Regions from separate parts of the Homo sapiens genome. Here region 1 is linked to region 2. Evidence: read pairs that join two places in POLR2A ChIA-PET (ENCODE). Cell type or tissue: HCT116. All regions are shown on one strand. Links, peaks and the distances in the headings refer to the core of each region. The heading gives the core; the rest is flanking DNA. Region 1 holds the start of SSTR2 (somatostatin receptor 2). Region 2 holds the start of LINC00673 (long intergenic non-protein coding RNA 673).

Evidence for each region. ChIA-PET counts read pairs that join two places held together with the same protein. Peaks named below come from ENCODE experiments on the same cell type or tissue, not always from the same donor. Only the 100,000 strongest peaks of a DNase experiment are listed, where the experiment ranks them.
Region 1: POLR2A ChIA-PET joins it to region 2 with 5 read pairs; 4 of 35 experiments call an interaction of 5 or more read pairs at or near these places.

Annotation. Positions count from the first base shown.
Region 1 is chr17:73,158,342-73,169,257 of GRCh38, reverse strand. SSTR2 (somatostatin receptor 2) reads right to left here and starts at 4,248. Exons shown (of 2, transcript NM_001050.3): 1 at 3,970-4,248; 2 at 1-30. It also overlaps the pseudogene POLR3KP2. RefSeq lists a silencer at 3,994-4,333 and an enhancer at 4,874-5,123. In HCT116, for the core only: no CTCF peak of the experiment used is centred there; no DNase peak of the experiment used is centred there.
Region 2 is chr17:72,580,864-72,597,434 of GRCh38, reverse strand. LINC00673 (long intergenic non-protein coding RNA 673) reads left to right here and starts at 4,631. Exons shown (of 4, transcript NR_152516.1): 1 at 4,631-5,232. RefSeq lists a silencer at 4,504-4,553. In HCT116, for the core only: CTCF peaks have their summits at 8,100 and 9,201; a DNase peak (open chromatin) is centred at 8,284; H3K4me3 peaks cover 1,862 bases; H3K27ac peaks cover 2,157 bases.

The sequences.
Region 1 (10,916 bases), core at 7,135-9,634, 570 kb before region 2:
ACCCTGGAGGCCAAGGATCCAGTGTGACATCTGGAAGGAAAAGAGGAAGATTGGCCCGTCGGTCACAGGCTGTTTAAAGTCTCACCAAATTTACACATTTCTGGTTTAGCCTCTCAGACATACTCTTAAATTGAAAAATGTATTATCTTTCCACATCAACATTAAGCTCTAGAGTTCCTCATCAGTGTGCAGACTTTTTGAGTTGTTTTTCCAATAGTAGGGAAGGGTTTGGGTTCAGCCATCATCTGCTGACGCACATGTCGGGGAGGGCTGTGGCTTCAAAAAGCACATACTTTGACCCCTAAGAAGTTGACTGATCTAAACTGCAGAAAGGCAGAGCTTGGAGAAGTTCAGCGCCTGACCTCAGAAGGGTCTGACACTGACATTCCTGGCCTCTTCCCTACCAGGAAATCTATGCTGACTTGCTGACTGCCTTGGAGTCTTTCCATTCTGAAAATGCCATAGTGGAAAAAACCCAGACTCTAGAGGCAGAACAAACCGGGTTCCACTGCTGAGCCCGTGTGACCACATGCCTGGTCCTTAATGGTTCTGACTCTTATTTCTTCACATGGGGGCGTCATGAAGGTTAAATGATGGAATATATGTGAAAATGCCTAGCCTTGCGTTGGGCTCATAATGGGAACCTCGTAAGTTGTTTCCCCCCATGTTTTCCTCTACCATCTCATTATCTCTGATTTATTGAAATCTACCTACGTGGTGAAACAATTTATAGTCTTCAGTATTAAAAATAAAAGTCTGGTTTGCTTTCATTTTTGAAATGTAGGCTTCAGTTTATTTTTTGTTTTTCTTCTATTTTTGTTTTCCAATACCTAATGCTTGACTTCCTCAAGAGCTCTTTCCCAAAGTCCCTAAGGGGATGCTGCTCCCAAGTGCTGTAACACTCCAGAGAATTTGCCTGCCATTTTCTAATTACGGACAAAAACGGGAAGCAGGTGTGGGACACAAGCTCTTTCACAGAAGTAAGCAGAAGGCTTCCAGTACTGATATAATTCATTCACACTCACGAGTCCCTTGATCTCCCCAACTGTCCTAGGTGGTAGGGATAATTACCCCCATTTTAGAGATGTGGAAACTGAGGCTTAAGAGAGTTTAAGGAGCTCACCCCATTCTCTTGCACATAATTGGTGGAGCTGGGATGTGAACACAGGCCACCTGGCCCCAAGTCTTTTGCACGTCTCAAGGCATCCCCTCTGCTCCTCAGTGGCCTAGAGACCGAACGGCTGATAACTGGGCTTTGGTTTGAAGCAACTGACTCCTGTGTTACTTCCTTGCTGAGAAAATAATTGGAGCACTATTGGCTTGGCTTAAGATCTAAAACAATAGTTCATCCCATAATTAAATGATTGATATACAGCCATTCAAAAAATATCACGGGGGTTGGGGGCCTGGAGAGGAGGCTTCTTTGTGCTGACAGCAGGGATGTAGAAATGAACAAACTTGGCCAGTGCCCTCTAGGAGGTGATAATTTAAAAGGGGAGATAGGAAAGGAAGCCAGCTCATATAGGGTGGGCATTGCACGAGAGATAAATGAAGGACTTAAGAATGCCTTCCTTTCCTGGGGGACTCAGAGGAGGCTTCCAAAGAGAAGTGTTTGAGCTGGGTCTTGGGTATATGAAGAGTGAAGCAGGAGGACAGCAAAGAGGCCAATCTAGGAAGAGGCGAGATGTTCAAAGGGTGGTGTGTTCAGCAGAGTGGGACTAATTCACTTGGCTGACACATTTCCCCTGAGCTAGGTCCTTTTCCTGGTGCCTGGGTGTAGATGGAAGATTACTTCTTAATCCTTGGAAAGACTGCAGATCAGTTAAAGGAGACTTGGCCAGCAACAAGTACTTGAGGATCCTTGCTCACCTTTGCTTCTGATTGATTCTGAACTGCCAGGTGCATTGCTCGTTCCTTCTGTGCTCATTTCCCTACCACACAACTGTCTGTGAAGTGAGATCTGGGCTTTGTGGCTGACCATTTTGTGAAGTATTTGAGGCACCTGGAATTTCATGTCTGCATTGCGTAAAAAAGCATAGACTGGCAGCAATTAAAACAGAAGCTGTACAGAAACTGTGGTTAGTATCCCTGGATTAACTTGGGTAGTTTCGTTATCACTTCTAACCATCTGGTCAGTTGGTTTAATTCTACAGAGCCAGAATCCTATTCAAGCTGCCTGCAATCAGAGTGTACCTTATCATGGGGATTTCCAGGGGCCCATCTATATAACATGAATGGTCACACTCCAATGTCTGAGTAACACGGAATCCCCCTGGGTTGGCAGAGCCCCTGTCTAAGAGCTTTTGGGCTAGGAACGATGATGGTGCAGGGAGTATGAGAGAGGGTTGAGTGTTGCTTTCCAGCCCTAACTCGGTCATTTTAACTGGAGTTTGAGTCAACAGGACAGAATTGCTTAATGGTAGCAACAGACAGGGTTCAGAGTCTTGGTGAAGGTGGTGGAGGTGGGAGGCTGGGGAGCCGGCTGAGAGTGGGAAGGCTCCTCTAAGCAAGAAATGAGCTTAAATCATGGGGAGTCTTATTTAACAAAGAAGTCAGCCGCTTAAGGTCTTCCAGAGACTTCTGTTTCATTTTTGTTTCAGAGAAAGAATATTCCAATGCCAGGCAGACAATTCTAGATGAATTGTGGTTAAATTAAATGTACAAGGAAGTTTCGTTTTCTGCATTCTTTGTTTTTCCAGCCCAAGAATTGTTAGATGCTGGAAATGGCTAGTGGTTGGTTTCCTCTGAACCATGTCCAGGCTCTGTAGAGAGGAGGGTGAGAATGGTCTCACGCACCTGCCCCCCCCGCCCCCCTTTTACATAGGGGCTGTGATTACCAGCCCAAGAAATGAGTGTTGGGATGGCGACCCGACATCAGGGGAGGTCCTAAATCCTACTCAGCTTCAGTTTCTCCTCTCCCCATCATGTTTCCCGCATTCACTTCCCACCCCCCGCCTCCCTCAGGGCCTGCAGAACCCGGCTTGGTCTCTGTGCGGCTAGAGCGAGAGCCCCCACTGGCAGGGTGACAAAAGCCCCTGAGGGCCACCGCGGCGCGTGAGCGCCTGGGAAAAGCCGGGGCGGTGCTGGCCTACGGGGTTGAGAAATGGAGGGGCGAGTGTCAGGACCGCGGAGCCGGTTGCTCCCGGCTGGCACAGAAAGTCCTCCTCCTGGCCATCCAACTCGCTGATCCTCAGAGCAAGGGTTTCCCAAAGAACTCTGTGCCATTTCCAGGAAGACGAGGCAAGAGCGGAGATTGTGGCGCCAGCACGCCCAGTATCGAAACGCACAGCAGGGGTGCCGGGTGTGGGGGGGGGGCGCTGAGGACAGAGACATCGGGGCGCAGAAGACAGTCGCTTGGGGGACTTGGCCAGCGGCTTTTGGGCACGGCCTATGCAGTGGTTTTTTCTCTCCAAACCTAGACAAACTGTCCTTTCTGTCCCGAGGTGGGGGACGGGGACGGATCCTAGATCGTTCAGCGTCTAGGGAGAGAAGCCCCTCTTTCTCCGCTCTGCGCCCGCCGCCTGCCTCTGGCAGGCTCGGATCTCCGGGTGCGCTCCCGCAGGAGCCCCAGCTGGCATCTCACGGCCTCGCTCCCCTCGCGCCAGGTCTCTTTTGTAGGGGGCTGGGAGAGAAGTTGTCACCCGTCGCAGCTACCTGAAATCTCGGGCTAAAGGGCACACGCCACGCACACGGGCATGAGGCTGCGAGGACACGTCCGTTCCAGCACACTCTACCCACAGCCCCCTTACTCAGGCAAGGGTACCCGTTGTCGTTCATTCCTACTACAATCACCCCAAAAGGCACAAGAGCGGAGAATCACGCACCGGGACCTAAGCTCAGGCACTCGGATGGGCACACCACCATCAGCGCAGATGCACACAGGTGCCCAAGTGCGCTTCTCGCTCCCTCCATCTCTCTTATCACACACACACACACACACACACACACACACACACACACACCCCTCACCTTTGCTTTTCCGCTGCAATCCGCTAGCTCCGGTCTCCGACACCCAGCGGCTGTCCCCGAGCCAGCTGGGCGCCGGGGCGCGCAGCAGCTTGGCTAGCGCCTGGCGCCGGACGTTTGGGGTTCCTGGCTCCTCGACCCTCTTGTGCCGGCTCCCGCTAGCCCCTCGCACGTAGAGAGCTCCCCTCGCCCGCAGACCCCCGGCGCCAAGCCTCAGACTGGGGCTCTGGGCGCTGGTGGTCTTGCGAGCGCGCGCGCATGGGTGGCTGCGCCGCTGGGACTGGCCCAGCCAGCCCGGGCCCCTCGGCACATTTCCCCACGCCCCCCTCCCGCTACGTCACAGCGGCTTCGCTCCGCCCCCCCAACCCCTCCTCCCGGGTCCTGCAGAAGGACAGGGGTGAGACCGGCTGAAACGCCTGCGGGTGGCCGCAGGCAGAGCTTACAGACAGCCGGGGAGCGGGGAGAGAGGGGACCCGCCTGCGGGGGCGTAAAAGGTTAAGCGTTTTCGGTCTCCTCAAGACTCATGGCAAGGACAAGCGCTATTTTCCCTCTGATTTCACAGAGTCGATTCCCTTCCACCCATATATTCTAGGCAGCTGGAGTGGCGGCCGGGGTGACCCAGACTTATACCGGGACCTCTGTGATTTCCTTAGCCAAACAAGTTAGCAAAGCTGTGTTTACCGTGGGCCAGCCCCGGGCGCAGGGCGCAGGGCCAGGCTAAGAGTAGGGAGAAAAAGGGCTCAGGGGATAGCGCTTCTCCATGCAGTTCCCAATGAGCGCAGGGAGTGTAAACCCGCACCTGGAGTCCAAGATTCAGTCCTAGGAGCCATCAGAGGGCCAGTGGACGTCGACTGGTCCCAGCTGTCCCTGCGTCCCACAGCTTGGAGGTGCAGCGGCCATACAGGTGGTCCCCTTGCTGTAGCCACGTCAGTCAGCACCTGCTGGTCTGACCCAGCACAGTCTCTCCTACATGCTGTGAGGGAGCAAAGGGGAGCAGGCAAGAAGTGGGAGTCGCATGGAGTTGCAGCTGTTTATTTTTGACTGTGATGATTCAGCCTCTTTTCCAATAGTTTAATAAGTCATAATCAATCCTGCAGCCTCCCCTTCCTCACCCTCCTCCAAGTACATAGGTATACACACACACACACACACACACACACACACACACCATCCTCAGTACAGTTTTAGAGGATGTGAAAACAGAAAGCAAACCCCAACTAGCTTTCTCTGTGAGCTGAGCTGCCTTGATTTGTCCATCCTATTATCTGATTTCCAATTCACCAGGGAAAAGTAAAAGTCCAGAAGCTGTGTGGCAGGTGGGGTGAGCCTTAGAGATAGATGAGTGACATGGAAAAGCAACCACCAGGTACAGCAGCAGCCAGCTCTCTCTTCTATCTGGGCCAAGCTGTATCTTGGGGTACCCACTGTGAGATGGGGATCAGGAGTTTCCATCTCTCTCTGAGACGTTGGTCATGATAGGGCTTAAATCTTGGCATCCTGGAGCTCAGGGTGAGATGGAAATTGAGCTGCAATTGCCTTAAGTTCCAGGAGTCAATCTGGGAGCCAGCATCTCTTTTAGACATGTGTATGCAAGTGGAAGGGCTGGGGTGGCTAGCTCACTGGAAGAGGGCTGTGTCTGCTCACCGTCAGTGGGAAGAGGGAGAGGCAGAGAGGTAATAGTAATATCAGGAGGGCATCGTGGAATTGTGCTCAGGGGAACTCGGCATCCTCTGGCCACACAGTTGCTACAATGCCTGTTGCCACCTCCAGTTTAAAACCAGTAATCTGACTGGTTTCCAGGAAAAGAAGGAAGAGCCAGGAAGTGCCCACTCTGCCCTCAAATTCCTTTCCTAAAAGTTCTCAAACTGTTAATACCAGATTTACGTTTCATTAAAAAAAATAATAACTGGAGCCAGCAGAGTCCGAGATGATGCTGCTGTTCTACCCTGGCTGCAGGGATGGGCTGATCGTGGAGGAGGGACAGCGCTGCCGCTGCCACTCCCTCGCCTGCAACACGTGCCTCTGTGTGCACTTCACCCACAAGGTAACAAATTGGAAGTACTCAAAGCTGAAAGAAGTGGATGATGGGCTTGGGGGAGCAGCTGCCTGGGAGGATGTTGACTCTACTGCAGAGCCATGTCCTCAATGAGAACCTCCTTGTGCTTACTACATGTAGCTTCAGACCCACTCTGCAGATGAGCCGAAGACCACCTTCTACCAGTGCTGCAGGACTCAGTGTGGACACCACTGGAGGGATTAGGGCAAGGACGGCCCAGGTGCCTGAGCGTCTGCTTACCTCCGGGTAGATGCTCAGCTGGGAATATGAATCGTGTGTCCTGAGGGTCTTTGCTGGTGTGGTGGAAAGCTAACCCTTTTAAGGTGAAGAGACAGGGTGTCAGGAAATGTGGCCTATCTGCCAGTCCGAATGGATGAAGTCATTGATGTCCAGGGAGTTTTTCTGTGTGGGGAGGGGACCCATAACTAAGTATGCTCTGTTTGAAGTCCTGTTCTTTCTTCCTTCCTTCCTTCCTTTCTTTCTTTCTTTCTTTCTTTCCTTCTTTCTTTCTTTCTTTTTTGAGACGGAGTCTCGCTCTGTCGCCCAGGCTGGAGTGCAGTGGCACGATCTTGGCTCACTGCAAGCCCCACCTCCCGGGTTCACACCGTTCTCCTGCCTCAGCCTCCCGAGTAGCTGGGGCTACAGGCACGTGCCACCGTGCCTGGCTAATTTTTTGTAGTTTTAGTAGAGATGCGGTTTCACTGTGTTACCCAGTATGATCTTGATCTCCTGACCTCGTGATTCACCCACCTCGGCCTCCCAAAGTGCTGGGATTACAGGTGTGAGCCACCGTGCCTGACCTCTTTTTTTTTTTTTTTTTTTTTTTTTTGAGATGGAGTTTCGCTCTTGTTGCCCAGGCTGGAGTGCAGTGGTGCGATCTTGGCCCACTGCAACCTCCACCTCCCAGGTTCAAGCGATTCTTGTACCTCAGCGTCCCGAGGAGCTGGGATTACAGGTGTGCGCCACCATGCCCTGCTAAGTTTTGTATTTTTAGTAGAGACGGGGTTTCACTATGTTGCCCAGGCTAGTCTCAAACTCCTGACCTCAAGTGATCCACCCGCCTCGGGCTCCCAAAGTGCTGGGATTACAGGCATGAGCCACCACGCCTGGCCTAATTTTTATTTTTTTTGAGACGGAGTCTCACTCTGTTGTCCAAGGTGGAGTGCAGTGGCGTGATGTCAGCTCACAGCAACCTCTGCCTCCCAGGCTCAAGTGATTCTGCTGCCTCAGCCTCCTGCGTAGCTGGGACTCCGGGCGGTTGCCACCATGCCTGGCTAATTTTTGTAATTTTAGTAGAGACAGGGTTTCACCATGTTGGCCAGGCCGGTCTTGAACTACTGACTTCAGGTAATCGCCCACCTCAGCCTCCTGAATAGGCTGAATAATCCCAAAATGCTGGGATTACAGGTGTGAGCCACCACATGTAGCCCTGTATGCTCTTTAATGTGGATGACCAAATAAAGCAACATTCCCCTTCATGCACTTTCCTTGTCGAGCCTTCCCCTCCTTATCACATAGGGCAGACCCAGCCTGGAAAAAGTACTGATGCACCCACGTTAGGCACACCTGTCTTACTGCAGCTGGCTGAGTGGGCTCTGAACAACATGGACCTTGACAGCAGAAATGTGTCATCTAGGATGATTGTTGATTTTGTCCAGAAAATGAATGCCTCCTCTCTTCTCCCCTCCCCACCTTTGAAGGCCTCCAAAGAGCAGTTTGGGCTGCCAGCAGCACTCAGGGGCCAACCTCGAGTTCCTATTCCACCTTTGGCTCCCCCAGGCTATTTTGACTCTGCCCTCCATCTGCTGAATGAAGTCTGAGCTGTAATCCACATGGGGCTACCTCTTCTTCCTCTGCAGCTTGGCTAGTAACTAAGTAACAAAACCTTGAGCCAGAAAAATAGAGGGGTTGGGGAGGAGATAACCTTCTAACTGGCTTGTTTGATATCTTTAAAGCAATTAAATAGCACCCTTCCCTCTGTCAGCAGTTATCAGAGAGACAATAGGTGGCAGGAAATTAAGAAAAGGAGGAGGACAAAGGGCCAGGCCAGTGTCCAGCCCCTTCCATGGGGAGGGGCTGCTCGGTTCACTCTTGCCAAGAGGAGTTCATCGTCTAGGAGCTCCACAGGGAAGACACAACTCCCAAATAGGTCATTATGTCTCTGAGTGGCTTAATAAATTAAATGGGGGAAATTGTTAGTCTGCAATCAATTTGGTGAAAGTAAGTATTGCAATTAAGCCTGGAGGAAAGCAAGAGAGCCCTGAGGGGAGGATTGGATGTGTTTGAGAGTGTTAGATACCAGTCTGAGCATCCAATGTGGTTTTTATCATCTTTACGGGAATGCCAGGGTGAGGTCTGCCATTTCTATTGATGAGAAAAGAGCAATGCTTCTGCCGTGGAGAACATCAGATATCCGGTGGTTTGAGGGGGCGGGGGAGAAGATACTCGGCATGGTGATCGTAGTACCTTGGCTTCCTGGGACACTCCTGTTTTTAGCTGTTATTTCCCTTGTCCCCCACAAACCATCCGCATTTTACGAAAATGGAAATGTCAGCATGTAAAAGCCTTTCTGATACCATGGGTCCTGATGTTTAGTTTGGAAAATATAGAGTACAGTCACCATATCACTGTTTAAAAACTTGAGGGCTGGGCACAGTGGCTCATGCCTGTAATCCCAGCATTTTGGAAGGCTGAGGAAGGAGGATCACTTGAGCCCAGGAGTTTGAGACCATCCTGGGCAATATAGTGAGACCTCATCTCTACAAAAAAAAAAAAAAAAAAAAAATTAGCCAAGCATGGTGGTGCACACCTGTAGTTCCAGCTACTTGAGGGGCTGAGATGGGAGGATCTCGTGAGCTCGAGAGGTGGAGGTTGTAGTGAGCCAAGATCATGCCACTACACTCCCGCCTGGGTGATAGAGCAAGACCCTGTTTCAAAAAAAAAAAAAAAAAAGGAGGTTGGGGGGGCATTTGGCATAGTCGATTTAATAGTCTCTTCAAATACACAAAGAATTCAAATGAGGACCTTTCTTCCTCTCTCTGTCCCCTAGCCCTCAACAGCTATGAGTCTGGCATGGCGTGTCACCATTTTTCTCTATTAGCAACCTCGACCCTCAGGGAATACATTGGCCAAGTGAGTGAGTAGGCATTAGAAGCTCTTTGGAAACCACCCCCAAACAAGTCTAGAATCAGGAATCGTGGTTAGAAGACACTGTGCTCTAGATAGGATTCCCTTTTTTTCTTCTCATCCCCATTTTGGCCGAAATGCATATAGACATAAAATCCTGGAGCCAGAAGGGTCCTTAGACATTCTCAGGTTTATAGCCTACATCCCATCATTATCCAAGTAAAGATACCAGGCTCAGAGAGGACAGGTGACTTGACCAAGGCCACCCAGCAAGGGAGTGGCAAAGTCAAGAGTCAAATCAGCTCTTCTGAATCGCGGACTCATGCCCCTTCCACAGGGACCCCACTCGCACGGGGTATGAAAGCTGGAGGAGAGAGGAGTCCCCAGCTCCCCCACCGTCTGTCCCAGCACTTCTCTGGCACCAGTACATTCTTCCTGATAACCACATCTCTGCTGCTCTTGCCTGGTCCGGCTCCTCTTTTTCAGTGCCATGGTGACAGAGTTGGAAAATTTGAGGCTGTCTCCTGCTGTGACTTTTTCCAGAGTGTGCTTCCTGGACCACTAATTCTCAGAGCAAGATGCTACGTAGAAAAATCGGCTGGGCATGGTGACTAACGCCTGTAATCCCACTACTTTGGGAGGCCAAGGCAGGTGGATCCCTTGAGCCCAGGAATTTGAGACCAGCTTGACCAACATGGTGAGACCCCTGTCTCTACCAAAAATACAAAAAATAGCCGGGCATGGTGGTGTGCACCTGTAATTCCAGCTACTTGGGTGGCTGAGGCACGAGAATCACTTGAACCTGGGAGGCGGAGGTTGCAGTGTGCTGATATCACACCACTGCACTCCAGCCTGGGCAACAGAGTGAGACTCTGTCTCTCGAGAAAAAAAAAAAAAGAAAAAGAGCACAGGCAACTCTGGGAAATGGTGCACAGCTGCACATTCACCATTCACCCCATGTCCTGCAGATTCACATTCATATATATATCATATGTCTCTCTCTCTCATTCATATATATATATGTCTCTCTCTCTCACATTCATATATATATATATATAGAGAGAGAGAGAGAGAGAGAGAGAGAGAGAAGAGAGAGAAGAGAGAGATAGGGTCTCACTGTGTCTCCCAGGCTGGAGTGCAGTGACGTTATCTTGGCTCACTGCAGCCTCGACCTCCTGGGCTCAAGCCATTCTTCCATCTCAGCCTCCCAAGTCACTGGGACTACGCCTGGCTAATTTTTGTATTTTTAATAGAGATAGGGTTTTGCCATGTTGCCCAGGCTGGTCTCGAATTCCTGAGCTCAAGTGATCCGCTGGCCTCAGCCTCCCAAAGTGCTGGGATTACAGGTGAGAGCCACTGCGCCCGGCCTCACATACTTATTATAATGTCCATTACGTGCAGGGTGCACTGAGTGTTTCACACACCTTTTATCTCATTTAATTCTCTCAACCTTTGTGGCACATGCCTTTATCAGTAGTAACATTGGTATTTTGAGAAATCTTGCAGGAAAGACAGCTGTTGATCTTTAACCCAGTGTTTCCCAACTTATTTAGCCATGGATTCCCTATGAGTAATTTTCCCTGTATTTCCCTGAGTAATTTTCAACACCTATTCTGTGCTTACTGTGTGCCAAGCACTGTGCTAGATGCTTTCTGTTAACTCATTTAATCCTCACTGTAATCCTATGAAATACCATCAGCATTATTAATCCTCCTTTTTGTGAATGAAGCAAGGCACAGAGAGGTTAAGTACCCTGCCCAAGGTCACA
Region 2 (16,571 bases), core at 7,263-9,762:
ACAGTGTCTGGCACCCAGCAAGCTCTCTGAAAAGACCAGCACCTATGATGGTATTGGTCCTACCCGTGAAGACAAGTGTATGCTGGCACCAAGAACTCTGATCCAAGTGCCATAGTTAATTTCAAAATACCTAATAAGCCTCAACTATGTGCAATACTTTAAATGGTGGAGACGGGAGGATCGTGACAAAGGGGAATAAAATGGAAGACCTCAAGAAACTTACTTTAGAAAGGGACTCAGAGTGCTTGGTGGTTTAATGGAGTTCTCTCAGTTACTGGGGATCTGGGAAGTCTTCATGGAAGAGGTGGTGTGTGAGCTGCCCCCAAAAAGCAGATAGAGGAAGAGTACAAAACTCCATAAGCAGAGGCAAAGGGCCTTCTGGATAGAGGAGGCTCTGGAAGCCACAGTGAGGACTAGAGGAATTGAGGTCTTTTTGGAAATATTAAATATTCCAGTTTTCCTGGAGCACAGGACAGGGGTTGTTGGGGAGCACAGGAGAAAAGATTGAAAAAGTAGATTAAGGTTAGGCTGCAGAAGGCATTGATGCCAGGCTGTTGAGTTTATATGTGAATTTGTGGGCAACGAGGGGCTTCTGAAGTTATTTTTCCTCCGCAATTTTCATTTATTTTCACCTGAAATGTAATATGCTCATTTTAAATTTAATTGTAAATGTAGAGGTCTATGAATAGTTAAAAACTCTTGAAGAAGACAAAGTGAGAGAAGTTCCAAATAAGGTGTAAGAAATGAATGGGCTTTGCCTGGCAGCTCACGCCTGTAATCCCAGCACTTTGGGAGGCCAAGGTGGGCAGATCACCTGAGGTCAGGAGTTCCAGACCAGCCTGGCCAACACAGCAAAACCCCATCTCTACTAAAAATATAAATATTAGCCAGGCACAGTGGCACACGTCTGTAGTCCCAGCTACTCGGGAGGCTGAGGCAGGAGAATCCCTTGAGCCTGGGAGGCAGAGGTTTCAGTGAGCCAAGATCATGGCACTGCACTCCAGCCTGGGGGACAGAGCGAGATTCTATCTTAAAAAAAAAAAAAAAGTATTAGAATTAAGACACCATGATAATGGTACAGAGTTAGAAAAACTGACCAGTGGAACAGAATAGAGAGCCATGAATCTACTCAAAAAAGGAGAAAATTTGATACACGAGAGAGGGTTGATATTGCAATTATTTTTATCACCATATATATGCATATTTATATTAAATACATATGTAACTTTTAAAATAACATCTCAATTTTAGAATAGATTTACAGAGCCATTGCAAAAATAGTACAGAGAGTTCCCATATACCCACTGATATGGTTTGGCTGTGTCCCCACCCAAATCTCATCTTGAACTGTAGCTCCCATAATTCCCACGTGTTGTGGGAGTGACCCAGTAGGAGATAATTGAATCATGGGGGTGGTTTCCCCCATACTGTCCTCCTGGTAGTGAATAAGTCTCTGATGGTTTTGTAAGGGGTTTTCTCTTCCGCTTGGCTCTCATTTTTTCTTGCTGCCACCATGTAAGACGTGACCTTGCTCCTCCTTTGCCTTCCACCATGATTGTGAGGCCTCCCCAGCCACATGGAACTGTGAGTCCATTAAACCTCCTTTTCTTTATAAATTACCCAGTCTTGGGTATGTCTTTATCAGCAGCGTGAGAACAAACTAATACAACCACACTCAATTTCCCTTATTATTACATCTTACATTAACATGGCACATTTGTAACAATTATGAATCAATATTGGTACATTACTATTGACTAAAGTCCCACACTTTATCAGATTTCCTTAGTTTTACCTAATGTCCCTTTTCTGGTCCAGGATTCCATCCAGAAGACCACGTTCAGTCATCAAGCCTCAGCCTTCTCTGAGCTGTGACAGTTTCTCAGACTCTCCTGGGTTTTGGCGAACTTGACAGTTTTGAGGGTTATTGATGAGGTGTTTTGTAGACCATCTCTCAGTTGGGGTCACTGTGTGCAGCCAACGCTTAAGAAATGGGGAGTTATACTCCACTTCCTGGAGGGCAGTGTATTTACATACATTTTTTGAAATTCTTCTGCACAGATTTCTTTTCCTCTGTGTATTTATTTTTCCAATCACCTAATTATATCAATATGAACTCATGAATTTTTTTATTACTTTGGTTATAATCTAATACCACTTTACTTAAGTTGTTGTTCAAATGGTTCCCCCACTTTGGCGATTAAGAGCTCTTTCAGTTGGTTTCTATGTCCTTCTCTCGTGGCCCCACCATTGTATGGTGTGTATGCTTGTGTGTCAGTGTGTTTTAGCACTTTCTTACTTTCTGACACTACGAGGTGCTCCAGGCTCATCTTGCATATTTCCTGCCCCAGTCCTAGAATCAGCTGTTTCTCCAATGAGCTCTGGTTCCTTCTGTTGGACAATAGTATAAAAACAAACCTAGGTGCTAAATGATCGCTTAGATCCAGTGCTCATTGCTACTGGGCTGCCATTGCTTCTGGACCCTCTTAGCAGAGAGAGAAAGGAGATATATGTGTGTGTATGCTAATGCATGTACACATACAATTCTTATTTTTACCTCTATCTAGCTATGTATGTATGTATGTTTGTATCTGTCATCTCTATGTTATGCTAAACATGGGTTTATACCTCTCTGGATGTTTTAGGAGCAAGGAAGAGACATGATTCCAGCTTTACCTGGGGAAAATCAATCTCACAGCAATGAGAAGAAATAAATGATGAGTTAAAATTAATTTCTATATTTTTCTAATTATTCAAGTGACTAATGTTTGGTGTGCAGAAATTTAAGAAGACTGAGGACTAGAATGAATTATAACGCAGGAGAAAACAATAACCATGCATAGTCAGCAAGAGGCACTGATACCATTTTGAGACGACTGGATGCCCTTTCGTATGCTAGGAATATGCAGCCCGTGTTCTGGAAAGTGGGGAGAAGGTCAGGCGGCTCCTAGCAGCAAAGCTGCGTTATCCTCAATATCCTGTAGGGGAGGGTTTAGGGAGTTCGGATATCCCTGCCTTTGACATTCATCTTGGCCTCAGTTTTTCTCTTACCTGGAAGCAAGAGAGGAGTTGATTGTGAGTTCAGAGTGGAAATGGTGGCCAATCCAGACCCTGCACTGCCACTGACTCTCCGGGAATGTCAGCGCCAGGTGAGAGCCAGGATTCCAGGGCCAGACCTGAGCTTGTCCATAGCCTGGGACTTGAATGGGGGGAAACTTGGGCACAGTGGCAGGTGGAAAATCAAGTCTGTGCTTCAGGGGCATCTAGGAATGCCCTGTCTATCTTCTCCCCTCCCCAACCCCATTTACCCAGGTGCCTCCTGTTACTTTCAATACTAATGCCTTCTTTTTTTTTTTTTGAGACAGAGTCTCACTCTGTTGCTCAGGCTGGAGTGCAGTGACGCAATCTCGGCTCACTGCAACCTCCGCCTCCCGGGTCCAAGCGATTCTCATGCCTCAGCCTCCTGAGTAGTTGGGACTACAGGCATGCACCACCACGCCCACCTAATTTTTTTTGTATTTTCAGTAGAGATGGGGTTTTGCCATGTTGGCCAGGCTGGTCTCGAACTCCTGACCTCAGTGGTGGGATTACAGGCATGAGCCACCACGCCCAACCTGATGCCTTCTTTTTCTGACCATTTCCTCTCCAGCAATCCCACCGTGGCCACAGGAAAACCTGGCCCAGGAGATTCCAATGTTCTTGGCTTCCCCTCCTGTCACAGCCTCAGTGATTTTGTGATTTCATCTTGCTTCTCAGGGCTTGCTTTTATCAAAAGGGTTGGTTAGTCACAATGGCTGTTAATAGGTGCAACAAGGCATAGAAGACCTGTTAGGGGTTGAACTTTTCCCCCTACAACTCCAAAATATTAATATATTGCAGTCCTAATCTTCAGGACCTCCAAGAATGTAACCTTATTTGGAAATAGGGTCGTTGCAGATGTCATTGGTTAATGATGAGGTCGTACTGGATCAGGGTGGGCCCCTTATCCAATATGACTGGCATCCTTGTAGAAACACCACAGTGTGAAGAGACAGAGATTCACGCAGAGGGAAAACTATGTGAAAAGATACACGGAGAAGACCGTGTAAAAGGTGGAGGATGAAGGTAAGGCAGTTGCAAGCCAAGGAACGCCTAAGATAAGGAACGCCTAAGATAGCCAATGACCACCAGGTCTCAGAGAGGCCCGGGACAGATTCTCCCTCACTGCCCCTAGAAGCAAGCAACCCCGCTAACCCCTTGATTTCGGACCTCTGGTCTCCAGAAGTGGGGCCCAGCTGGGATAACCTGACTCTAGGGCCACCAAGGTTTGTCATCCTGGGCGGCATTCGGGGCTGGTGTGACCCACCTTATGCACAAAGGCCAGAATAGACCTAGCGGCATTGACAATAGGACTGGAATGCCAGCTTTGTCTGTGAAGGAAGGGCGCAAGGGAGGACAGCTGTGGTGGGCAAACCCTAACCATTTCCATCCTTGTTTAGCTTTTGTTCTGACTACGACAGGACTACGTAGTCGAACTACGACTCCCAGGAAGCCGTTCGGCCTTCCCCACCCCCTCCCCGCCCACCCCGCTCCGCCCCGTCCCGGCGCGGGTCCGCCTGGTATATAAGGGCCGAATGGCCCAGCCGACTGCAGGGCGCGCAGGCGGCGCGGGTGCGCGGTGCGGCGCTGGTATCCAGAGGACGCGGTCACCGCCTCTGGCATTTGTCGTTCTGCGCTTCTCCGCAAGGACCCTCTGTTAGGCAGGCGCCCACCGTAAGCCTCCCGGGCCTTGTGAACCTGCAAACCCAAGTCTGAGAGACGATCCGCCTTCAGCGCTTTCCAGCTTGGCAGAGAGGCTTTCCCGGCGGGGATCTTTGGTTGGCGCTGGCGATGCGCGGGGAAGAAAGGCGAGGAGCGGCGTCCAGGCTGGGTGATGTCCCAGCACGAGTAGGCGGGATGCGCTCGCTTGGTCCTCCGGGCGCCCGGTCCCTGCCCGCGTCGCGCGCCCACCCCTGGGGACGAGAAGGCGGCCGCCTGAGGACCCCCGCCCGCGACCTCCGCGAGTCTGGAGCGCAGAGGACAGGGTCTGGCTGCTCTTTGGCCTTGGATGGAAAGTGGGGAATTGGGTGGGGGGCTGCGGACCCCTTAACGTGGATTACTTGGTGTGTATCAGCTGGGCTCAGAAGACCCACGACCTCTTCTCCATCCGTGGATTGATTTGTTCTGCTTAACAGCTGGGTCGCCAAGCTGGAGGTAAGTTTCCCTGCGGTTCGGGGAAGGGATCTGATTTACTTTCTTTTCTTTCTTTCCTTTTTTCCTCCGCGTCGTTTTTCGAAGGTCTCGAGATTCCGGGTTGAAATTTTTGTTCTTGTAATTGACATCTTCTTGGAGGTCATTTTAGTCATCCCCCTGCCTCCAAGCGGAGCTGATTCACCTGGGACACGGTGGTCAGCGACCACCCCATCCTGGGCGTTCTCGGCCGTTGTCCTTCAGCCTCTAGCGCTGCCAAGCCTTGGCTGCCTGGAGGGACCGAACCTCAGCTGGGGGAGACGCCCCCGCGTCCTCGGCGCACCCGCTCGGCCCCTTGCACTTGCCTTAACGCCTGGGCGCCCTCCGGGCTCCGTTACTTCGGGAGCGGTGCCGCCTCCGTGAGCTCCTGGCGTCCGCCCACTGGCGACCGGGGACGCTGCTGGGGCGCAGCGGTTGGAGAACGCGACTCAGCCGAGCCCCTCTCACCGTTGGGGCTAGGGGGTGAGCGGGGGCGTTTGGCAAGCAGCTTTCCGGCGAGGACTGGGCCACCCGTCAGGCTGACGCTGGTACGCGTTTGGCCAGGGTGTGGACGGGCTTTCTGAATAGGTGGGAGGTGGCAGGAATTCAGTCCAGTGAGACCACCCGCCACCTCCCCTTTCCGGCGCAACTTGCTAATGGAAGTCGTTTCTTGGCCAATGTGGGGAGAGGGCTTACGTCTTGAGTCTGGAACTGAAAGCATACCGCTTCTGTATCCATAGCTTCCTCCTCCCCTTGTTCTTTTGTGTCTGCCCTGTTTGGGGGCAGCGCGATGCCTGTCACTGAGTAGGCACTGAATAGATGTTTGTTGAATGAATGACTGAGCGACTCCACCCTTGGCGTGCAGATTAACCAGGGTCCTCCTTTTCCTTCTCCCTCCTTGGCGATTGTCCTCACCTCCAGGACCTATCTAGGTTTCCTGAGGATGCTTTCCCAGAGGTGGGATTCCCTCCTTCGCCCCTCACCCCTCTCCTGCAGCCTGTGGGTTCGCATTTAGAACCTGTCGGTGATCCATTTCCCACCCAGCAGTCCCTTCTGCATAGGAATCTGACGCTGTCAGGGATCACTCTTGGTCAGTGCTCAGGGTCCCAGCGTCTCCAGTGAGCACTGCTCCAGGAGCAAGAGAAAGTAAAGCAGCACCGGAAGAAGAAAAGGCAGTGCATAGTGGCACGACCCCCTACCCTGGGAGCTGGGGCCCTCGGTGCCCCTGGTCCCATGCAGGGTTTGGAACTGCCCAGGTTGACACAGCACCTTACCTGCGGCCCTTCCCCACCCTCTGCCCCCACCCCAGTTCTGTGCTTAGACTGACTCCGGGAGAGGAAAGGTTGAAACCGCCAGGCAAACTGATAACCAACCCCACCACTCCTCCTCCCTGTCTGATTTTAAAAAGTAATCCATGCTCTTTCTCTTTCTTTTATAGAAAACTACACAAAAGTGCCCAAAGCAGGAAAAACATCCAATTCACACAGTAATGCTGGCAATTTGATATATTTCCTCACTGGTGAAATCCTGCAATGTATACAACTTTTTCTCCTCCTCTTTTTTTGTGTAATTTTATTTGAACGTTTCCCCCATGTCATGACGGCATGGTAACTGTATTCTGCTGCAGGCGTTGACTCATAATTGGCTTGGCAATTTCCCTATTGTTGGATACTAAGTTGTTTCCAAAGTTTTACCATTAGAAGTAATACAGTGAGCATCTTTTGTACATAAAGATTTATCCACATTTTGTATTATTTTCTTTGGAAAATTCCCAGAAATTGCTATATTTGCTTTAAGTTAGAGTTATGTCTAAAGCAAAGGAATAACTCTATTTCTGGATATTGCCGAGATGGGCTTAGAGGAAAAGATACCACTTACCCATCAGATAATACTGCATCTTGGAGCGGGGACGCAGAAGGGGCACAGAGTGAATGGCTGCTGAGGGAATGAAGTGTTTTGTTTTGTTTCTTTTTGTATCAAAGAGTTGATCAGCATTGGTATGAGAATAACTTAAAATTTGTCATCAGGATTATGATGTAAAATTTTTTTTTTTTTTTTTTTTTGAGACGGAGTCTCGCTGTCGCCCAGGCTGGAGTGCAGTGGCGCGATCTCGGCTCATTGCAGGCTCCGCCCCGCGGGATTCACGCCATTCTCCTGCCTCAGCCTCCCGAGTAGCTGGGGCTACAGGCGCCCGCCACCTCGCCGGGCTAATTTTTTGTATTTTTAGTAGAGATGGGGTTTCACCTTGTTAGCCAGGATGGTCTCGATCTCCTGACCTCGTGATCCGCCCGCCTCAGCCTCCCAAAGTGCTGGGATTACAGGCGTGGGCCACTGCACCCGGCCGATGTAAATTTTTTTTTAGCAATACCATAAAGTAAGATATATCAGGCAGCTAGATTTAACATGCTGTCTTTTTTAAAAACTTAACTTTTGATTTTGATATAAATCTAGATTTACAGGAGTTGCAAAAATAATGCCAAGGGTTCCACTATATCCTTTACCCTGCTTCCCCAAATGCTAACATCTGATATATCCATGGTGCAATGATCAGACCTGGGATACTGGCACTGACACAACACGTTTAACTAGTCTACAGGCCTCATTCAAATTTATCCATTTGTCCCACTCATGTCCTTTTTCTGGTCCAGGGTCCAATTTGGGATCCTGTAATGGGACCTTGTAAAAAGTGGGAACCCAGAGGGGTAGAGAAGACAGCCTTTGTTCAGGAGGAGGTTTGAAATTGGGACGTCATTTTCATTTTCCTCCCCAGGTGAATTTGCCCTTCCTCTACTGACGGTAGCAGAGCCGTATCAGGCTTCCAGGGCCTATGGGAGCTTGCCCATAAGTGGGGAAAGCATCTCTGTGTACCCCCTCCCTCCTTTCCTCTCCCCAAACCTACAGTGGGAATGTGTCATTGAGTGAAATTGGGTTATTAGCCGGTCTGCCCTGACACGTCTTTTTGGGGGTAGACGTTTGCCATCTGGTGTGCGTGAGAGCAAGCTGCTGAGCCACTGAATCCGTGGTTGACAAGTACACCGTGCAATGCCTGCGTGGGTGACTCATGCCGGCTGGAGTAGCAGGTGTGTCGGGAGCTAAACGTGCAGACCCAGCAGGTACAGCATTTCCTGGTTATCTGAGCAGATTGGAAGGAACACGGATTTCTGCTCTGAACTCAAAATGGATTTAGGGTATTGTTAAGCAATTTTGGGTTAGGAAGTGATTCTCCTTTTCTTTAGGGGACTTTCTTCCAGGAGAAGATTTGGGGTGAGGAGAGCTAGCCCGAAGGGATTTTTGGAGGTGGCTGATATGGATGGAGGCTAGCCCAGGATCTTTGCATAAGAGTCCACTTGTGTGAATTTGAAGAAACCCAGGAAAGGGGCCCTTCTCCTGTCCTTACAATAAAGAGACCGCATGGTCAGCCAGTAACGCACACGTGAATTGAGGCTGTCTGCTTTGAGTATCACTGTGTCTTTTCTGACTTGGAGTGGTTGCCTGCATTGAGCGAAGGCGATGTTTGTTTGGGATAAGGAAGTTTTGACGTTACTTAAATCTCAACAAAACAGATTTCTGTTGTCCAGACAGAGTTTCTGTGTTAATGTTAGGGTCTGGTTGCCTAGACTTGATTTTTCTTTTCCTTTTTGAAATGCTCCCAACCTTCCTACTGTAGCTTGTAAACTGAAGGATATTCATGTCTTTCTCTCTCCTTGTGAACTGGTACAGACGTTTTCTGTAACTAGCCAGCTCCAGTGAGGATCATAACAGGAAGTCTCGCGGGGAGAGGGGTTGCGGCTGTTGTGACTAAACAGTTCTGGAAGGCACCTCTGTCTACACCTGCCTGTCCCTGTCCTCAGCGTCTCCTGGTGGGTCCTCCCTACTCAGACGCTGCAGCTTTTCTAGAATCTACTCCAGTGCAGTGCAGACTGTTCACTTTAGGACTGCCCCACCTGTCCCCTGGTGTTCAAATTGTGGTTTGCATAAGAATGAATTGCTTGCGGAACGCGTTATAAATGAATATTCTCAGCACCCACCCCCGTCCAGCCCCTCACCTTCAGTGCTTGGGGGTCTGCATTTTCAACAAGCCACCCAGGCCATTCTGACACAGGCACTTTAAGAAAACAGGAAGTTGACTGACTTCTTGGCCAGATAAAGCCTTAATTGAACATTTTCCCACTGAAGCTTACCCAACCACAGTGTTTTTTTCTTTCTCCTCCTCCAGGAAGCCTTTCTGGTTTACCTCCACTGGTCTGGGCCCCCGCATGTACTTGTTTGGTTTGTTGGTACAGGTTTTTACTTAGGAGCCTTGAAGTCAGATGCCCTTTATACTTGGTTAAGACAGGAGTGGCTGCATTTGGGTGAATGATAAAGGAACTACAGCTCTGGGCATTTTCTCCCCTCAGGTAGGCAAGCTCTTTGGGAGCTTGGAACGTGTCCCTGACCAGGCAGCATCCTGGCACATTTGTTTGTGTACCCACACAGACCACTGCTGCTTCTGTCTGTGGCCACCATTGTTCTAGACAATGTCACTGTCATCATGGAGCTGGTTGGGGTCCTCCACACCAAGTTAGCATCCCCTGTTCATGTGATTGATGCACCCAGCTCACTTCACAAGAGGACAGGAATGATCCTGGATGAATTGTTTTCAATTATGCTGTTGGCGAAAGACCCCTTGTTCAAAGTCAGCTGGTGGTGTTCCTGCCTTACAGACGAGGCCTGTGCCTAGAAAAACATCTATACAAAACCAATCTTGGTTGATCACATGATATTCAAAAGGCCCGGAGGAATCGTGCAACCTAGAAGAATGCTGAAGTGGCAAGTTTCTGCCCAAGAATTCTTTTTGTAATGTGAATCATCATCATCTCCTCCCATATTTGGTCTGTTGGTACAGGTTTTTGCATGGACGTCTTGGAAACCAGGTGCCTTTGTATGTGATAAACAGATGTGGCTTCGTTTAGGGGTTTGACCAAGGGACTGCAGTTCTGGAGCTGCAGAAATCAACCAGACCTTCCGACCCCCAGGTCTGTGAGGCTCCCCCAAGGTTTGGAAGATGCCGATTGTTAGGGTCCAGTTTTAATGATTTACAGACTTACCTCCTTTGCTTCAAAAGTGGTCATTTTACTTTAGCAATTTACTTCTTTTTGGTGTTTGCTGGACTGGGAAGTCCCAGTAGGATAGGCCAGGAAAGACCATGCCCGCCCGCCCAGCAGTCCCTTCTGATGATTGAGTGGGGATTTCAGGGCATGCTTTTTGAGCTAGCCATGGAGTGTTCCTTCTCTAATGATAGATGTATTTCCAATCATTTGCCTATGGACTTCCTCTTACCTTAATTCTACAAATATTCAGTGCCTGCTGGATGCTTTTTTAGGCATTGGTGCAGCCGCTTTGGTTCTTCAGCATGTGGGCTGTGGTGGTCTTCGGCGCCCATCGGAAGCTGATTTGAAGATTTAGCAGCCTGTGTGGAAGCGGGGGTTCTGTTGCGCTTTACAAAGTGAAAGGAAGGTGTCTGAGGTGCTGGCCTTTGGGGACAATTTCACTATGTGAGTAAAACCCTTATTGAGCTTTAAGTGACGAGAAGGTTTCTGCAGTTATGCCTTCTTCACTTAACTACTTGAAAACTTTATTTTATTTTATTTTTTTCTTTTATTATTATACTTTAAGTTTGAAAACTTTTAAAACATTTCTACTTTTCTCTTTTTTTTTTTTTTTTTTTTTGAGATAGGGTCTTGTTTTGTTGCCCAGGCTGGAGTGCAGCGGTGCGATCTCAGCTCACTGCGACATCCGTCTCCTGGGTTTAAGCCATCCTCCCACTTCAGCCTCCTGAATAGCTGGGACTACAGGCACCCACCAGGATGCCCAGCTAATTTTTGTATTTTTTGTAGAGATGAGGTTTCGCCATGTTTCCTAGGCTGGTCTTGAACTCCTAAGCTCAAGCAATCCACCGGCCTCAGCCTCCCAAAGTGCTCGGATTACAGGCATGAGCCACTGCACCTGGCCCACCATTTTTATTATGATAAAATATACACAACATAAAATTTACCATCTTAACCACTTTAACGTACACAGTTCTATGGTATTCAGTACATTCACGTTGTTGTGCAACCATCACCACCTATTTTCAGAAAGTTTTTCTTCCCAAACTAAAACTCTGTACCCATTCAGTACGAACTCCCCATTCCCCGATCCTCCCAGCCCCTGGCAACCACTGTTCTACTTTCTGTCTCTATGAATTTGGCTACTCTGGGTATCTGATAGAAGTGGATCATACAGTATTTGTCCTTTTGTGTCTGGTTTATTTCTTTAGCCTACTTTCTTCAAGGCTCATCCATGTTATAGCATGTGTCAGAATTTGCTTTTTAAGGCTGAGTAATATCCCACTGTATGTTTATATTGCGTTTTGTTTATCCACTCATTTCTCTGTGGATACTTGGGTAGCTTCTACCTTTGGCCATTGTGAATAATGTTGCTAGGAACACGGATGTGCAATGTTCGGGTCTCTGCTTTCAGTGCTTTTAAGGATATACCTAGAAGTGGAATTGTTGGACCACATGGTGATTCTATTTTTCATATTTTGAAGAAAAACCATACTGTCTCTTTTTTTTAATTTTAACTTTTTAAAAAATTTTTTGACACCAAGTTTCACTCTTGTTGCCCAGGCTGGAGTGCCATGGCGTGGTCTCGGCTCACTGCAACCTCCACCTCCTGGGTTCAAGTGATTCTCCTGCCTCAGCCTCCCTAGTAGCTGGGATTATGGGTGCCTGCCACCATGCCCGGCTAATTTTTGTATTTTTATTTTTATTTATTTATTTATTTATTTATTTTTGAGATGGAGTCTCGCTCTGTCGCCCAGGCTGGAGTGCAGTGGCACGATCTCTGCTCACTGCAAGCTCTGCCTCCTGGGTTCACGCCATTCTCCTGCCTCAGCCTCCCTAGTAGCTGGGACTACAGGCGCCCGCCACCACACCCGGCTAATTTTTTGTATTTTTAGTAGAAACGGGGTTTCACCGTGTTAGCCAGGATGGTCTCCATCTTCTGACCTCGTGATCCGCCCGCCTCGGCCTCCCAAAGTGCTGGGATTACAGGCGTGAGCCACCGCTCCCGGCCTAATTTTTGTATTTTTAGTAGAGATGGGGTTTCATCATGTTGGTCAGGCTGGTCTTGAACTCCTTAGGCTGGTCACCTTAGGTGACCCACCTGCCTTGGCCTCCCAAGGTGCTGGGATTACAGGCACGAGCCACTGCACTCAGCCTGCCATACCATCTTCTATAGCATCCATACCATTTCACATCCCCACCAATGGTGCACAAAGTTTCCATTTTCTTGCCAAGACTTGTTTTCTTATTCTTTTATTATTATCTATTTATTTATTTATTTTGAGAATAGCCATCCTAATGTGTGTGAAGTGCTTTTTGCTTTAAGAAAGCCATCTTCACGAAGAGTGAAGTGTCCAGGAAGTGAGGAGCGGCCGAGTTGGTGGGGGTGGCGCCCAGCTCTGAATCTGCCACAAGTATTCTTTCTAAATGAAAAGGTTTGATGACCTAGCACGTTCCGTAGGCCCTGATTCTTTGAACTGGAGTTTTCCAATTGCTTTTGTGCCCATATGCCATGTGATAGTACCTTCAACCTGGTGAAATGATCAGGTGTCATCCTGTTTTACAGGAGGGGCATTAAAGCACTAGTCAGTGAAATGACGTGGATAGGTACTGACCTTGTGGACCAGCCCTCCCACTCTAACTCCTAATCTGGCACACATAGTGAAGAGCGAGTATTTTGGAAGTGTTGGTGTGGAGACGGAGGGATGGGAGGATAGAGACTGGACTCACTGTTTAGGAGAATTCTAGAGTGAATCCTCCCTGCTGCTTGCCCTGCGGAGTCACGCTTTCATATATAAAGTTTGCTGGAAGTGGAACTTTTATTAAAGTAGAGAACACTTTTCTGCACAGTTTGAGGTGCTTAAAAAGTGCCTTTTGAGGCCAGGCGCGGTGGCTCACGCCTGTAATCCCAGCACTTTGGGAGGCCGAGGCGGGCGGATCACGAGGTCAGGAGATGGAGACCAGCCTGGCTAACACGGTGAAACCCCGTCTCTACTAAAAATACAAAAAAATAGCCGGGCGTGGTGGCGGGCACCTGTAGTCCCAGCTACTCGGGAGGCTGAGAATGGCGTGAACCCGGGAGGCGGAGTTTGCAGTGAGCAGAGATCACACCACTGCACTCCAGCCTGGGCGACAGAGCGAGACTCCGTCTCAAAAAAAAAAAAGTGCCTTTTGAGCATCATGGTGGATGTCAGAGTTCGGTGGCAGCTCCCGTGGGGACCTGGGGTGTGTGGCTGGGTGAAGACGATCACCTCCCTTCTGTGGTTTTATTCCCCAGGCTGAGTTTGAGCCCCCAAGGCTCCTGTCGGTTCTGGTTTGTGATTGGCTCCTCCGTGCCCCATGCGCATGTCCAGCCGCCAGGGAGATTAGGCGTTTGTAGTAAGTGATTTCACTGGCCCTGGGGGGACAGATGGTAGACAGTGTTTGATCCCAGTCTTTGCAGGGCTCTAGCCCCTCGCAGCTTCTGCACCTTCTCTGCATGGACAGGAAAGTGGCCTTGTCACCTCAGAGCCACCAAAAATGTGGCTGTTTTCCATTTTAATTTCTTCACGGTGATATTTCTTTATATTTTTAAAATTAAGCAGTGGCTGGGCGTGGTGGTTCGCTCCTGTAATCCTAGAACTTTGGGAGGCCAAGGTGGGAGGATCGGTTGAGCCTAGGAGGTCTAGGCTGCGGTGAACTATAATTATCCCACTGCACTCCAGCCTGGGTGACAGAGCAAGACCCTGTCTCTAAAAAAAAAAAAAAAAAAAAAAATAAATAAAAATAAAATAAAATTAAACATCAAGAAGCAAAGTTGTTGTTGCTGAAGTTGGGGTGATAGAACAGGGTCGCCCCTGCCTGGAGGCTTTCTTCTCTCTGGGAGGGGTGGGGGTGCCCCCCAGGACCCATTCTCCATGACCCCTGACTGTGACCTCTTCTTCATGATTCCTGACCGTGACCCCCTCCTCCTTTGGTTTCAGACCAGACTTCTTTAGGGGATCCAGGACTAAGCCGAGGAAGGTGTTTCTGAACCTCAGGGAATCTGTGGCCACTGGCAAGCCAGCGGAAAATTCAGGTGTTTGGGTTTTTAATTAAATTTCTAAGTGGAAACCAGGAATGCGGTTAACCAAGGAGCTGAAGCGGTCCGGGTTTCTCATTCCACCCTGACTGCTGGGCGCTTTGGGCTTTCCTGGAATTGCTTTCCTCATCACCTTCGCTGCCTTCTTTTTCTGCTGTCCCCCTTCCCTGCTCGCACCGTTGTGATCGAACCTGAATGGTTTTCTCAAACCTTTCTCTGGGCCCTTACCATCCTAGGTATCTGTTTGTCAGGTACCAACTTAGGGGGAGGATGCCCATGCGCCTGCATTCAAGGTTCACCGCTCAAACTGGCCATTGGGTGATGTTGCTTGTCCCCGAAATAATGACCCGGTCCAGTGACCCAATTCCTTGTACCAACCCTGTGTAAGGATTCAACAGATATGATGATCCCTGTATTAGTCCATTCTTATGCTGCTGATAAAGACATACCCGAGACTGGGTAATTTATAAAGAAAAGAGGTTTAATTGACTCACAGTCCCACATGGCTGGGGAGGCCTCACAATCATGGCGGAAGGCAAGGAGGAACAAGTCACATCTTACATGGTGGCAGGGAAGAGAGACCTTGTGCAGGGGAACTCCTGTTTATAAAATCATCAGATCTTCTGAGATGTATTCACGATCATGAGAACAGCATGGGAAAGACCTGCCCCCATGATTCAATTACCTTTCACTTGGTCCCTCCCATGACACGTGGGAATTGTGAGAGCTACCATTCAAGATGAGATTTGGGTGGGGACACAGCCAAACCATATCAGTTTCCAACCAGCCCCTGCTGCCTGTCAGTGGGGCAATGTCCAGAAAGAGAGGCAGCCCTGCGGCAGGCTCGAGAACGTGCTTCCAGAGTTTTTACTTCCCTTAATCCTCAGAGCCCTGGGATGTTATGATCTCCAGCATTTGAGGCTTAGAGGCATGAAGGAATATCCTTAAGGTCTCATAGCTTTGAAGGATGGAGCCACAGTTCAAAATCAGGTCTTGGCCCAGGACCATCACTGGGCCCCTGTCCTGCCCCAGTGCCAAGTGTCTGTATGACTTTGCACATGTCCCTGGGCCTCTGTCTGTGGGCCCAATTCCTATTGGTCACTTTTAGTTGGAGGTTACAGAGAAACCAACTGTATCCAGCTTAAAACAATGGATGTTTTGGTTGTTCACATAACTAAGAAGTGTGGGGGTTGTGCTTTTGGGGTGATTTGTTGGCTCGGTCTCTCTCTCTCTTTTCATTGTCTCCCCTTCTGTATAAAGTTTCATTCTCAAGTTTACTTTTCTCATGTGGGCAGGCCTCCTGACTCTATAGATCTAGAGGGAGAGAATGGCTTTGTGGTGGCCTTCCTGAGAGCTGACCGTGCAGTAATGCTCACCCCTAGACCCACACCTCTGGCCAGTAGCTTGGGTGCGGGGGGACACATTGATTGACTCTCCCCTGGTCATGTGCTTCACATCTGACTCTGTTGTGAGGTTCCCCAGAGCCACCAAGATTCTGCAAATGGAAATTAGCGCCCTTAGGAAGCACAGGTACATGCAGGGCAATACCACCAATTGTTCACGATGAATGAATTGGACTCCTGGGATAATAAACCAGAATGTGTGCTTGCGGGGGCGGGGAATTAGTTTTGCTTACCTCTGTATACCTGGTATCCTAGGAGGGTGTGGGGGGCATATTAATGCTTAGCAAAAGTTGACAAATGAAGGGACCTCAAAAGTTCTTTCCTCCTTTGAATCTCTAAACCCGAGAGTCTGTTTTTGCATGGGACATCATCTTGTTCCATCAGGGAGCTGGCGATTTGGCTCCTGGGTCACTAAATCCAAACTTGTAGTTGATCACCCATGACTGGGTTCTCATTGACCTGCACGAAGAGTTGTTACTGGAATAAACACTGGATGCTAGAATGCCACCTGCTGCCTGAGATTTCATCAAAGAAAGGGCAACACGTTCCCTAGCTCTGAGCATCTCTAGGCCAATGGTGTTGCTCCCAGTCTACCTTGGGAGGCAAGTTCTGTTCTTCTCCTGGTATGAAAAGCCTGACGATGTGAGCTAGAGGCAATGGATTTGTGCAGACTTCTCACAAGGCTCCTGTGTTTGGCAGCCCAGTGGGGAAGACTGAGAATACAGGGAGGCCAGACAGAGAGCTCGTCCAGAAGCAGCCACACAAGTGGATTTA